4 separate regions of the Homo sapiens genome follow, and regions 1, 2 and 4 are each linked to region 3. The links are chromatin contacts, found by Hi-C or POLR2A ChIA-PET in ENCODE. All regions are on one chromosome and are shown on one strand. The core of a region is the stretch at or near the end of the contact, and the rest is flanking DNA. Distances in the headings are between cores, read along the strand shown. Region 1 holds the start of CDK16 (cyclin dependent kinase 16). Region 2 holds the start of GRIPAP1 (GRIP1 associated protein 1). Region 3 holds the start of ZNF182 (zinc finger protein 182). Region 4 holds the start of ZNF41 (zinc finger protein 41).

What was found. Hi-C counts contacts between places; a loop is a spot of excess contacts on that map. ChIA-PET counts read pairs that join two places held with the same protein, here RNA polymerase II (POLR2A). Pooled maps may share reads with other maps.
Region 1: a map with no recorded cell type shows a loop between it and region 3 (4-fold over the local background). The contact joins the promoter of CDK16 here to the promoter of ZNF182 in region 3. A Hi-C loop is called at or near these places in 1 of 37 single-sample maps with no recorded cell type and 2 of 50 pooled maps. POLR2A ChIA-PET finds 5 or more read pairs at or near these places in 1 of 52 experiments (MCF 10A).
Region 2: a pooled map shows a loop between it and region 3 (6-fold over the local background). The contact joins the promoter of GRIPAP1 here to the promoter of ZNF182 in region 3. A Hi-C loop is called at or near these places in 4 of 50 pooled maps.
Region 4: a loop to region 3 is called in a pooled map, with 6 times the contacts of the local background. The contact joins the promoter of ZNF41 here to the promoter of ZNF182 in region 3. A Hi-C loop is called at or near these places in 3 of 37 single-sample maps with no recorded cell type and 11 of 50 pooled maps.

Annotation. Positions count from the first base shown.
Region 1 is chrX:47,217,351-47,220,543 of GRCh38, reverse strand. CDK16 (cyclin dependent kinase 16) reads right to left here and starts at 1,863. Exons shown (of 16, transcript NM_006201.5): 1 at 1,439-1,863. LOC105373194 (a long non-coding RNA gene) reads left to right here and starts at 1,894. Exons shown (of 3, transcript XR_949047.4): 1 at 1,894-2,041. RefSeq lists silencers at 1,350-1,419, 1,430-1,539, 1,560-1,719, 2,420-2,529 and enhancers at 1,137-1,776, 1,920-1,989, 2,110-2,229.
Region 2 is chrX:49,000,862-49,004,024 of GRCh38, reverse strand. GRIPAP1 (GRIP1 associated protein 1) reads left to right here and starts at 1,761. Exons shown (of 26, transcript NM_020137.5): 1 at 1,761-1,837. The coding sequence starts at 1,796. RefSeq lists a cis regulatory region at 1-370 and an enhancer at 1,643-1,752.
Region 3 is chrX:48,002,672-48,006,040 of GRCh38, reverse strand. ZNF182 (zinc finger protein 182) reads left to right here and starts at 2,052. Exons shown (of 6, transcript NM_001007088.2): 1 at 2,052-2,132; 2 at 2,339-2,533. It also overlaps a transcript of SPACA5 not described here. RefSeq lists an enhancer at 2,127-2,436.
Region 4 is chrX:47,481,816-47,485,078 of GRCh38, reverse strand. ZNF41 (zinc finger protein 41) reads left to right here and starts at 1,857. Exons shown (of 5, transcript NM_001324144.2): 1 at 1,857-1,984. It overlaps LINC01560 (long intergenic non-protein coding RNA 1560), which reads right to left and starts at 2,363. Exons shown (of 1, transcript NR_126059.1): 1 at 1-2,363. RefSeq lists a silencer at 1,843-2,132 and an enhancer at 2,123-2,422.

The DNA of each region.
Region 1 (3,193 bases), core at 614-3,113, 790 kb after region 3:
TCTACCATGGCCTGACCCTCATTAGTGCACACAGGTCTCATTCAGCCCTGACTCCCATTAGCACACACTTCAGCCCTCCCTAGCTGTAATCCACTTTAGCACACCGAGATCATCACACATTCCTGTCCTCTATTGCTCTCTGCTCAGAGATATCTCCACAGATATAATCCTTGTTGGTTCACACTTAGATCCCTTCATGAAAGCCCTGATCCCCCTTATTACACACTAGATCCCCTCCGCAGCCCTACCCCCGAGTAGCACCCCCTGGAACCTCAACATACTCTGGTCCTCCGCGGACACAAGGGCACAATCTTCACAAGGTTCTGATGCTTATTAGCATATTCCAGACTTCACACAGCTGACTCTCGAAATGGCACACATTGAAGTGCCTCTATGTCTCTAAACCCACATTAGCAACCACCAGTACTTCTATTACCCTGCTCCTTCCTAGTGTGCCCTCGAGACTCACATTCCCTGTGTCCATGGACACACTCACACCTCACATCACCTTTACCCTTCGTCCACTAAGCCTCTGACAGTGCTAAGACACTTCCCCACCACTCCTTCCTGGGCCCAGACAGACACGCAATTCTCATCTCCTTTAGGCCAGGCTCAGGTATTCCACAGTCCTTCCTCCGTTAGATACCCTCAGGTCCTTCCTCCACTCTGCCCTCATTAGCATATACTGGGTCCCAAACTACCTAGACCTTCGAGGCCACAGGCATACACCCTCTACAGCCATGACCCCCACTGGCGCACACACCACACTCGAGTCCTTCAGCTACCTGCCCTCCACAAGCACACACTGCATTCTCACACACTGCAGGCCCCACGGACAGACACGCAGTATTAACACCATCCAGGGCCTCATCGCCACGCACCAGGCCTCAGAGCCCTGACCCCACCAACACACGTTCTGGTACCTGTGCCACCCTGTCCCCCATGAACACACACCGGGCCTCTCTGCGGACATAATCCCTATGAGCATGTCTTAGAACTTCCTCGACACCCTACCCCCCGTTATACACCCTCGGGTCCCTCACCCGCTCCGCACCCCGCCCTCCTTCCACAAGCACACACGGGGCCTTGAACCTTACACGACTTATTGGCGTGAGGCTTACTGCCACATGCTCCGACCCCCATCAGCAACCCCCCCAAGTCTTTCACCCCATTGTCACCCATTTCCACACCCTTTGGTCCTTTGACTCCCCCAGGTCCCCATTAGCACCCACAGCACTACCCAACCCCAGCTCCCAGGACAGGCCCAGGGCGGGGCCAAGGTCAGGGAGGCCCCAAATGACCCCCCGCCCCGGTGCATTCTGGGAAATTCGCCGGGGGTGGGGGCACCTGCCAGCCCCGCAGCCCAGACCCCTGGGCACCGCCCGAGGTGGGTTCTGAAGGAGGAGGGGCAGCCTCCACGCCTCGGGGACGCGCTCACCGGCGGGGGCGCGCGAGCAACCTCAGAGCCGCGGGGCCGGCGCGGCGGCGCCTGGGGCGGCGGCCCGGGATGAGGCCGCGCGACCTCCTTCTCCTCCTGTTCGCCGCAGGCGCCCGTCCCAGTAGTCTTCAGCCATGGTTGCTGGGCCCGGGCCGCCGCCGGCTGAGGAGGAGGAGGCGGCGGCGGCGGCGGTGGCTGAGGCGGAGGCGGCGTCCCGCTCAGCCGGCCATGAGCTTGGCCGCTGCGGGCGATGCCCCCGGACTCGTTGGCGCCGGCTTGAATCCGAGTGCTCACGGCGGCTCGCGGCACAGAGCGGTCTGATCGCGGAGTGGCGGCGGATCCCAGGGCCGAACAGCCAACGGCCCAACCGCCGCGCGCGCCGCGCTCCGCGCATGCGCACGCAGGCGCTCGGAAGGGTGAAGTGGAAAGGAGGGGACTCACCTCGGACTGCATGTACCAAAGGACCCGTCCGCAGCGGGAGGGGACGCGGCCATCGCGAGCCCAGAGGAGGATGCGGCGCCAAGCCGGAGACGGCACCAGGGAGAACTGTGGAGGCTGTTTAGTACTCAGTTCCGATCTTGGCAGAAGTTTGCTAGCGCCTAGGTGAGCAGTGGCCAGTAACCTGGCGCGTCAATCACCACTCGTTCCCCCTACTCGGTCTCACTTGGTACATCCCCATGGTGGCAAACGGGACTTTTGCAAGGAGGAAAAAAGACAAATGAAGCACTCAGTTCTAGTCCCTTGAGGTGCTTGGGGAGGAAGGCATTTTAAAGGTTCGCGAGAAGATGACTTTTCGAGGAGAGGCAGCCTGAAGAGTTATTGGCCTTTACCACCTTAGCTAGGACGGCCTATCCCCGCCCAACTGCCCCCTCCACCGCTACCTCATTCCCGTAGTGAACGTGTGCAGCCCCGCCCTTTGAGGTTGTCGCCCAGCCAATCTGATTTGCTCTCTGTGGCGAGGCCGAGCAAGAATAAAGGGCGTGGCTGACTGAAGAGGCGTGATTTCGCTCTCTACCCGACTCCGCACGCCTCCGCCCAGGTTTCATAGGTTTTCACCGTCGGCGGGGGTGGGGTCTCCTTTTTGTTCTGAGCTCCTCCTTCGCTATAGGCCGAATATTCCGCAAGGTGATTGGTCATAATTGCGCTCAATCGAGTCTCGTCCCGCCTTTAGCCCGCCCTCCATCTCATACAGCGGGCCTCCCGGGGTGGAACCCAGGCTGAGAAAGAAGGAAAGAGGCGGATCCTTAGAGGCGCAGGAGCCGCTACTGCGCATGCTTGGAACTTCGAGCGGGGCGGAGCCTCTTTTCTGCCTCACACGAGTATTTGCATAGGCGCCGTGCGTTGGATTTTCCTGCCACCTCTCTTGCCCGGCACAGCCCCTCCCGTGCCTCCCCTCACTCTGAGGGTTTTTTGTTTTGTTTTGATGTCAGTCAACACAAGTAGAACACTCCGCGGTTTTATTTCCATTTTATTTATTGGGCGCATGTTGTGTGCCAAGTACTACCAGGCCGACCTAATCCTTCACTTCCTTCTGCCTGGAAAACCACACTATCCCCAAGTCCAGCTCAAAGGGCTGCAACCTCCAGCAGGCCTTCTGGCACATCCTTACACTACCCTGTTCCAAGGCAGCCTCCCCGCCTCTTCCGGGCTTCCCTTTATGGCAGCCTTGATCACAGCAGTTAGGATTTTCAGTAAGGTTTACATTAGTGAGATTTCCCGGGCCATGATGGGAGTGGAAATATTTGACAAAGATAA
Region 2 (3,163 bases), core at 512-3,011, 1.0 Mb before region 3:
GATACTTATACACGAAACAACTTGGATGAATCTCAAAAGGATTATGATGAGTGAAAGAAGCCAGACAGAAAAGGATACATCCTGTCTCATTCTATTTGCATGAAACTCTGCAAGAGAAATGTAATCCAGTAACAGGAAGCCAATCATTGGTTACCTGGGATAGGGGGTGGGGTTTGGGATAGGATACAAAGAAATCAATGTTCCCTATCTTGCTTGTGATGGTGGTTACAAGGTTGTATACATTAGACAAAGCTCACTAAATTGTACCCTTAAAATGGGTGCATTTATGTATATAGACAGATCAATAGCGTTATCTTTCAATAAAGTCAATTAAATCAAGAAAGAAATCAAAGAGTCCTGGCTGGCAATACTTTTCTTTTTCTTTCTTTTCTTGGAGACAGAGTCTCGCTCTATCCCCCAGGCTGGAGTGTAGTGGTGCGATCTCGGCTCACCGCAACCTCTGCCTGGCGGGTTCAAGCGATTCTCGTGCCTCAGCCTTCCGAGTAGCTGGGATTACAGGCGCCCACCACCACACCCGGCCAATTTTTGTGTTTTTAGTAGAGATGGGGTTTCACCATGTTGGCCAGGTTAGTCTCGAACTCCTGACCGCAAGTGAACAGCCCTCCTTGGCCTCCCAAAGTGCTGGGATTACAGGCGTGAGCCACCGCGCCCGGCCCTGCTGGAAATATTTTTCCACAGCAGGGAAATCATTAAATTCTACGAAAATAAGAAGGCTGGGCGCGGTGGCTCACGCCTTAATCCCAGCACTCTGGGAGGCCGAGGCGGGCGGACTACCTGAGGTCGGGAGTTCGAGACCGGCCTGACCAATATGGAGAAACCCCGTCTCTACTAAAAAAAAAAAAAAAAATTACCCGGACGAGGTGGCGGGCGCCTGTAATCCCAGCTACTCGGGAGGCTGAGGCAGGAGAATCGCTTGAACTCGCCAAGCGGAGGTTGCTGTGATCGGATATCGTGCCACTGCACTCCAGCCTGGGCAACAAAAGTGAAACTCCGTCTCAAAAAAGAAAAACAACAACAACAACAACAACAAAAACAGAAAGAAAAAAGAAAATAAGAAAAAAACTACACTGAGATACCATTTCTTACTCTCAGATCGGTGAGGGTTATAGTGAATTCTAATACTTGAATGAGCCTGGTGTTTCACCACCCTGGTTTGTTTTTTGTTTTTGTTTTGTTTTAATGTAGCTTTTTCGTTTGATTCACTGTCACTCTTTCCACTCTGCTATTTTTATTGGTGGCTAAGTCCTTTACCTAACGTGACATGCAGTATCATGATAACAAAATAAGTGTCAAACCTTAAAAAAAAAAAAAAAAAAAAAGGCCAAAGGCTTTACAAGAGGTGGGATTCCCCTTTGGGGTCTCCCGGAGGAGGGGCGGGAACAAGACCAGAGCGAAGCTTCCGCTTTCATTTCTATGGTTATTAAGTTACCCATTCTCATTAAAGGAATACCGCGGAAGGGTGATTTTCTGTCGGCAAAGACTTCCCTAGCGACGAGTCCACCCATGAAACGGGGATGTAATAATGTCGTATCACAATGGGTGGCCTAGAAGAGTCCAAAAGCCAATCAGATGACTTACATTCGGGTAGAACGTTGTATTACAGTTCACCTGACTCGTCGGTTTCGTTCTCTTCTCTGCGTCTCCAAAATGCTGCCCTTCGGAATTAGGTTCTACCCCCTCCATTCCTGGCCAGTGGTTTGGTCCGACCTTAATACTGCCAGGAGGCGCGAGCTGCGTCTGCGCAGAAAGCTGGCGGGGGGGTGGGGGGAGGAACATGGCGCAAGCTCTGTCTGAGGAGGAGTTTCAGCGGATGCAGGTGCCGCTCGCGGTGGGAAAGACCACCCGGCTAGGCGACCGGGGGCGGGGTAGCGAGAGGTCGTGCTATCAGCTCTGAGAAGGGGTTGGTTGGGATGGACCCTGAGTTTATGGGGTGGGTCTGGAGAAGGGAAACTGAGGCTCGGAGTGGTGAGACTATTGGATTCCGAGATACTCTGCGGCTTTGAAGGTTGGACTCTGTTAGCATTGTGGGCTGGGAGAGCGCCATTAAGTAGGCGGTACCTTACTCAGACCTGGAGGGGACGAGACTTTTGGGCCCGTGCAGGGGACACCGTCGGCGGGTGATGATAATGGGCTTTGAGGGAAGGAGATCCTGAGAAGGCGAAACCATTTTGTCTGGAGAGGAAGGAAGCGGGTGTTGGGTCGTTTGCGTCATGGTGGTGGGAGCCCTTGAGAGGGCAGAACCATTAGCGGGTGGGAGGTGGTAAGTTTTGGGGGAGATACCACTGTGCCCGGGGATTGGGGAAAGACCCCAGATGTTGTCATTGTTCCTGGGAGGTGGAGATCCTGTGCCATTGGTGGTTGGTAGTGCATCCTAAGAGGGGGCGGCACCATTGGATGATTAAGGGTGATCCCATTAGGCCTGGGGTGAAGAAGGCCATGAATGGGTAATACCATTAATCCCATTAACTGGGGGGAGGACCAGAGGGGTAAAAGATTGATACCTTGGACTACAAGGAGGGAAGATCACTGGGCTTTGGGGAGGTACCCCCACTTGATTCTTTTGGGGGGACTCTGAGATGCAATGAAAGGCCATAGCATTGCACTATGAATGGGCCCTTGTTGAGAGGGTTCCTCACTGGGGGGGGGGTCTGAACAGGGTCCTGCATGGGGAGGGGAGGAACTCTGAGGGAGGACAGGTAATCCAATTGGTCCTTGAATGAGGGAAACCAGCTGTCCCTGTGTGAGGGACACTGAGAATGGAAGGGCGAGTTGATTAACCCATGAATGGGGAAGACCACTGTCATCTGAAAGGGATTCTAAGTGAGTAAGAGTCATCCAACTGGCCTACCCAAGGCCTTGTAGAGGCCTACCCTGAAGGGTGTAGGGCCATTCCCAATGGATCATGACTGGGGAGATCTTGAGGGGAGTGGGAATACCCTTGAATGAGGAACATTGATCCCACTGGGCCATGAATGAGGGAGAACTACTGGGCTTTGTTGGGGGGCAAGTCTCGGGGGGTACAAAGGATATTCCACTTGGACCAGTACTTGGAGAGACAGATCACTGGGTCCTGGAGAGGACAGGAGTAGGAAAGATTCTGTGAAGGCCAAGCCCTCTGACCTTGAGCAGACTACCAGAGAAC
Region 3 (3,369 bases), core at 803-3,302:
ATTTACTCCCAATTTGCCCTTCAGTCACCATTATTCATGCCCCTCACCCACCAGTCCCATGTATCTCCTGTTCACTGACACTCACATTGGCCAACACAGAAGCATCTGATGGATTGCTCAGGATTTGATCTGGCTGCACGCACCAACCCCACCACAAACACCAGTGGCTTCAAGAGGAGGGAAGCAGATTCCTCTTTTGGAGGCAGGTAATCCAGGGCTAGTGTGGTAGCTCCAAGGTCACCAGAGACCTGGCTCCTTCTGTGCTGTTGCTCTGTCAGCCTCACCTGCTGCTTCTGGTCCAAAATGACCGCTCACAATTGGCAAGGCTTTTGTGGTCTTGATAAAATGTATCATAAGAGCAATTGTAATGATGACTCGCCAGCCACGTGGGGGCTTCTCTCATTGTCTTTGGGTGGGAATGTCATATCATGCAGACTCTGTGGTGGGACCAGCCACCTGTCAGCTTCTCACTCTCCTTCACCTAGCCACCTGCTGCTTAGGTTACTGTATGAGGAGGTCACACCTGTAGGGAATGACGGTAGAGGATACCCAGGACAGAGAGTGGGAGTCCTCGCTCTGCAGCAGCAAAGTTAGCCTCACATAGCTTGTGCATGCACACTGTGGGCCCTCAGATAGTTTCTGAGGGGCTGTATCACTGGCTCCTCTGCCCCCCAACTCCCACCAACCCTAAAAGATTTCCTCCTTTGTGTAGGTGTGTGTGTACAAGGTGGTTGGAGATGACGTTTAGGTGCTAGAAGGGGCGACACTTGATGGGCCCTAAAGGACCAGCCCTTTCTATTTTCTACCTCCTAATGCATTGAGAGAGTGGATAAATTGTATACCCAGGAGGTGCTGATGTGTCAGGGAGCAACAGATGTGAGTTCCTTTTTTACTTTCTTTCTTTCTTTGTCTTGTCTACTGGGAAGCTCCATTCCTTTTGTTGTTGTTGTTGTTTGTTTGTTTTTTGTTTTTGAGATGGAGTCTCACTGTGTTGCCCAGGCTGGAGTGCAGTGGTGTGATCTTGGCTCACTGCAACCTCTGCCTCCCGGGTTCAAGCGATTCTCCTGCCTCAGCCTCCAGAGTAGCTGGGATCACAGGCGTGCTACCAAGCCCGGCTAATTTTTGGTGTTTTTAGTAGAGACGGGGTTTCACCATGTTGGCCAGGCTGGTCTTGAACTCCTGACCTCAGGTGATCCGCCTACCTTGGCGTCCCAAAGTGCTGAGATTACAGGCGCACGCCACCGTACCCAGCCCAATATATGTGTATTTTTAACGTTACTATATAATGCTAGATTGCTTCAGACTGGTCTTTACAGATCGGATCCTTCTTATGGTTTCCCATATGTCCAGAATGAAATATGAGCTCCCTGGCCAAGGAGGCCCTACAGCACCTGGCCCCAGCCTACACCCCCTACACTCCCAACACACTGACACTGTCTACTCATCCAGAAAAAGCAACCTGTTAGCCACCACTTAATATACCCCTTCACCCCCGGTGTGTGTGTCCCACATCGCCGTTTATTTTTCAGCTTGTTTGTCTGCATACCGACCCACCGTCCTTCAAACGCTACAACGTAAACTCCCAGTCCTGGCCACTGGATGAAGCCAGTGGCTTTTCCCTACCTCCTACTCTTTGTGCACGCAGAGCAATTTAGCCACGCATCCCGCCTTCCCGTTATTTTACACCTGCAACCCTGTTGCTGCCCTCCAAGTTCAAAGTGCGAAATTGCCGCCTGCTAGAATCTTTTCCTTAGTTGGGCACTTCCCCTCCCCGCCCTGCCGTAAGAAAATTGGTGTCTGAAGTCTTAGGAGTGCCTGCCTCTGCATAACTAAGTAAACAACCGCTTTGCGACGCAGCCCCAGCAGCAAAAGGACACGGTGGGCACGGCCATCTGGCCTGGAGCAGTGACGTCACCGGCAAGGCTACCTTCCCTCTGCGCCTGCGCTGCGGCCCCATGTTGACTATTGGCGGACGGGGTCTCAAAGGCGCCACTGAGCGTGCGCAGAACCGACCCCTGCAGCCCTTTAGGCTGCGGTGCCAAAGAGTCGGTCCCGAAGCGGAAGTGCTTGTTGGGGCCAGGCTTTGTAACGGTCTCCTGAGCAGCGAGCAGAAAATCTGTTATCGAGAGAGAGTGAGGTTGAGGGGGCAAGTGCTAGGGGTCGTGGGCTGAGTGATGGGGAGTTCTGTGGGATGAGTGAAGTGGGAGTTGGGGGTTGAGTGATGGGGGACCGAGAGGTCAGTGGACGAGGTTCTAGGGGCTCACTGGTGAACAAAGTTATGGGGGCTAAGCAGGATTAAATGGGGCTTATTAAACTTTGACTTTTACACGTTTTCCAGCACAGTGACCTGCCCCTAAAGGTTCATGCGCATCCCTCAGACCCCTCTTTAGACGCGCCCCGCTTCTCCCTCTGCCCTCTCCCCTTGCCCAAGCCCCGAGGTGGGGGCCTGGTGTGAATGCTCCGGCCGAAGTGAACCTGCACCCCCGCACCCGAAGGCCTCTTTCCGGCTTCTGGGCAAGGCGGCCCCGGTGAGGTGAGCAGAAGGAAGGAGAGGCACCTGCGAGGTCTCACCTGACCCCGGGCCTCGCCCAAGTTGGGGGCGTGGGAGGAGGGGTAGGTGCGGGGTCTGAGGGAGATGGGGGTAAAATGTAATTGGGATAATAGTTTTAGAGTGTAGTTTTTTTTGGCATTTAATAAATAACATTTGAATATATAGATTAATTCTGAAATAGAGAAAAAGAAAATCAACAGGAACTAATTCTTCCCCCACACATTTAAATGTCCGTTTTTAGACATTTTTGGTGTGTATAGGGGTATGCCTTTTAAACATTTAACATATAACTTTAAAATGGATTCCCGCAGTTTTAAAACCTACTTTGTAATTCACCTTAGGATTTTTTTGTACACCTTTTAAAAACGTTTAGTTGAGATACATATACCACAAAGTGCATAGATACTGTACAGTTCCATATAACGCTTTTAACAGCTTTGTAGCATTTTATCTTTTATATTTTGTTATTATTAATCCCTTATGGGTCATAGAGGATCGTTTAAGTTTGGCATTATTGAAATCAATGCTGAGACGTGGGTACGTGCAGAGAAATTATGATACATTATGATAAATTATTTCCTTAAGGAAAATACCTACAAATACACTTTATGGGTCAGTACACAATTTAATATATGTGTATATAAAACCTTTTGTGTTCAATGTTCACATGAAGAGTGAATAATACACAGATTGTTAAAATCACATGGTTGCCCAGACTCTTCCAGAGAGCAGTCTGATGGCCAGCTGATGTGAGGGGATTGCTAGGCAGCTAATTCTGGGCACTGAAAGTCTGATGGGGTCTCCTCATCTGCTGTACT
Region 4 (3,263 bases), core at 608-3,107, 520 kb after region 3:
TGGGATATACAAAAGCCATAAAAGAAAGTTTAGACATATCTGATCAGAGGCTACATTTCACTAGTTACATATTACACATACAATTTTTCTTTCTTTTTTTTTTTTGAGATGAAGTCTTGCTCTATCACCCAGGCTGGAGTGCAGTGGCCCGAGCTCAGCTCACTGCAATCTCCACTTCCCAAGTTCAAGCGATTCTCCTGCCTCAACCTCCCGAGTAGCTGGGATTACAAGCGCCCAACACCATGCCCGGCAATTTTTTTTTTTTTTTTTAGTTGAGATACCACGCCTGGCTATTTTTTTTTTTATTTTTAGTAGAGATGGGTGCTGGGATTACTGTGCCCAGCCCATATAAAATTTTTCTAATTGCACATTTAAAAAAACATAAAATGCAAAAGACAAAAAGAGTTTAGGGAAAAATACTGCAATGTAACTGACAGATGGTTAATATCCTTAATGGACAAAGATGTTAATATCTCTAATGTAATATCCCTAATGTACAGTGTAACTGACAGACTGTTAATATCCCTAATGTACAATGTAATTTGTACACTGTTTACAAATTGATACGAAAAGGAAAAATCACCCTAAAGAAAACTGGACAAAGGATATGAACATTTGCAAAAGAGAAAAGCCAAATGGCCAATAGACCAAAACAATCCTCAATTGCACAAAGTAGTCAGAAAAATACAAAATTAAAGACAGCATCAACATCCAGCGCTGGAGGGGATTTGCCTTAATGAACTTAATGATTTTGCTGGTAGGACTAGGAAACTTTATAATCTTTTGGGGGAAGGAATTTGGCTATATCTATTCAGTAATGAAACCTGCAGTTAATAATAAAACTTCAAAACATAGGAAGCAAAAATTGAATAGCACAAGGAAAACCTGCCAGTACAGTCTCTCTCTCTCCTCTCTCTCTTTCTCCCTGCCACATCACCCCCAGTTGACAAGCTGAAGGGAATTATCAGGAAACACACATTTTAAAAGGCCCAACGCACAAGCTTGAACCAATAGAGCCGCAGAGTACGATAAATCCAACAACTAGAAGATACAGTGTTTTCAATCAAGGCACAAAACCATTTTTGAAAGCTGGCCTCGTACTTGAGCCTTAAGGCAAGTTTCATCAAATTTCAAACTCAACGTTCTTGGGCCACAAGGCAAATGGGCTTAGAAATCACTAACACAGGGATTAACTTCTTGTTCGTTTGCGGAAATGCAAAATGGTGTTAAGACCTGTAACATTTTCTGCAGTCCCTCTAAATTCCTTCTTTGAATAATCGATTCCTAGAACAGGACGCGACGGACCAAGCTGGGTCAAACTGCCGACAGCTCCATTGGGCAGCATGTCCACCCCTGATGACCAAATCCCACCAAACGTGCAGCTGGCACTCGGCCGCCTTTGTTTCCTTCCCCTAGAATAAAACTCCGCTGCTTTCCCACGTTCCTGGAGCAGCAGCCGGAATAAAGCGCCCATGGCCTTGCCCTTTGAGTCTCGGAGGATGTTTGCCACTCCAACAATGGACTTTTAAATAATTCAGGGGTCAAAAGGCGTGTGTGGGGGGGGGAGAAAAGTTACAAATCAGCACTTGAAACCGAACACAAACAAAAATCAAACAAATCCGAACTAATATAACAAATCAAAACTTTGATCTTTAGAAGAAAACTTCAACCTTAATGCTTCCAGGAGGAAAGCAGAAAGGATAATGACTGAATTGTGAAAACGAGCCAAAATGTTCCACCACTGATGTCACACACACCTATGACTCCCTGCACAGATCCACGGTCCCGGGCGCTGAATCCCCGCAACCCTCTGCGCCCACAGAGGTTAAACTCTCGCTGCTGGCGACTTCCGCTTCCTGGCCTAAATCTGACACGCACGACTCCCCCCGCGGCAACTGCACAGGTTCGGTGACAGCCGAGACGCCGAGTGTTTCCCGCAGCCGGCCGGGGTCCAGGTCGGAAATGTAGCCAGTGGGGCCGCCAGGTGGGCTCCAGACGCGGTGGGCGCGGGGTCCCGGCCGCCGCGGGAGAGGGGTCGCCGCGTCCCACAGAGCAGTGCGGCGGCAGGGGCGGGGGCGGGTGCGTCTCGCGACCTGCTCCTGGGGGTGGGGGCTGGGCGATATTTAAAGAGGCGGAGGCTCCCCGGTAGGGACGGCCTGAGGCCGAGGGCACCCTGAGGGCGGAAGAGGCAAAGCGCCTCGCCCGCCGGGGCCTCGGAGGTGACTAACTCCTAGAGGCTGCGGCGGAGGGGAGAAGCCTGGTGGTACATTCCATGGCCCAGTGCCTCGGCCACTGGAAAATCCCACAGGGGTATATCGAGTAGGGGACCGCGGGCTCCGCGGCAGAAATGACCGCCCTTCCAAGATGGCGGCTCCCGTAGAGACACTCCCAAGGAGACAGCCATGTTCCTTGCCTGAGAGTCACTGAAGGAAATTGGAAAGCCCGCCTCTCCTTCGACGCACACGCGCACGCGCACGCACGCACCGGCGCGGTGTAAGGGCACCCACCAGGTGTAATTGTGGGCGAGCGGCCGCTTCGGAGCTGACACTAAGCATGTGCAGATCAAGTCCAGAAGCGCCGGGGTTCCTCGAAGCAGTTTTCAGGACTTAAGGCTCTGGGAGTGAGTTTAACAGACGGACTTAGGGCCACTTAAGCATTGAGATAAATATGGAGATGTTATGACATGGATCAAGCATTAAGATAATTATGGGGATGTTATGACATGGATTTTGTACTCGAAGATGCTCAGTAGGATGAGTAAGGAGGCTTCTCTGGGGTCATTTATAGGGAGGTGCAGAATGAGTGATTGGGGTTTGTGGGTGAGTGATGGGTCACTAGAGAAAGTTGATGGGTAGCCTGTGGGATGAGTGTTGGGGACACCGGAGTGAATAATAAGGGGGTCTGTGGGGTGAGTGATACAGGGTCTCTAGGGTGAGTGATAAGGTATATGTGAGATGAGTGATGAGAAGTCCGTGGGGGTAAGAAAGGGCTGTGCGGGGTGACTACTGGAGGTCTGTGAGGTGTGGGATGGGGTTTATTGGGTGATTGACCAAGGTTCCTGCTGGGTGAGTGATGCGTTTCTTTGGGACTAGTGATGGGGGGCTGTGGAATCAGATATGCAGCTTCCTGGGGTCAGTGATAGGTGGTCTTTAGGTCTGAGATGAGGTTATTTCAAAACCTACTTTTGACTTTGTTGGTCCTCCTGTATCTTTGTTTCTCTGTCATTAATATCTGCCCTTAACTTCGTTATTTCTTTTCTGTTT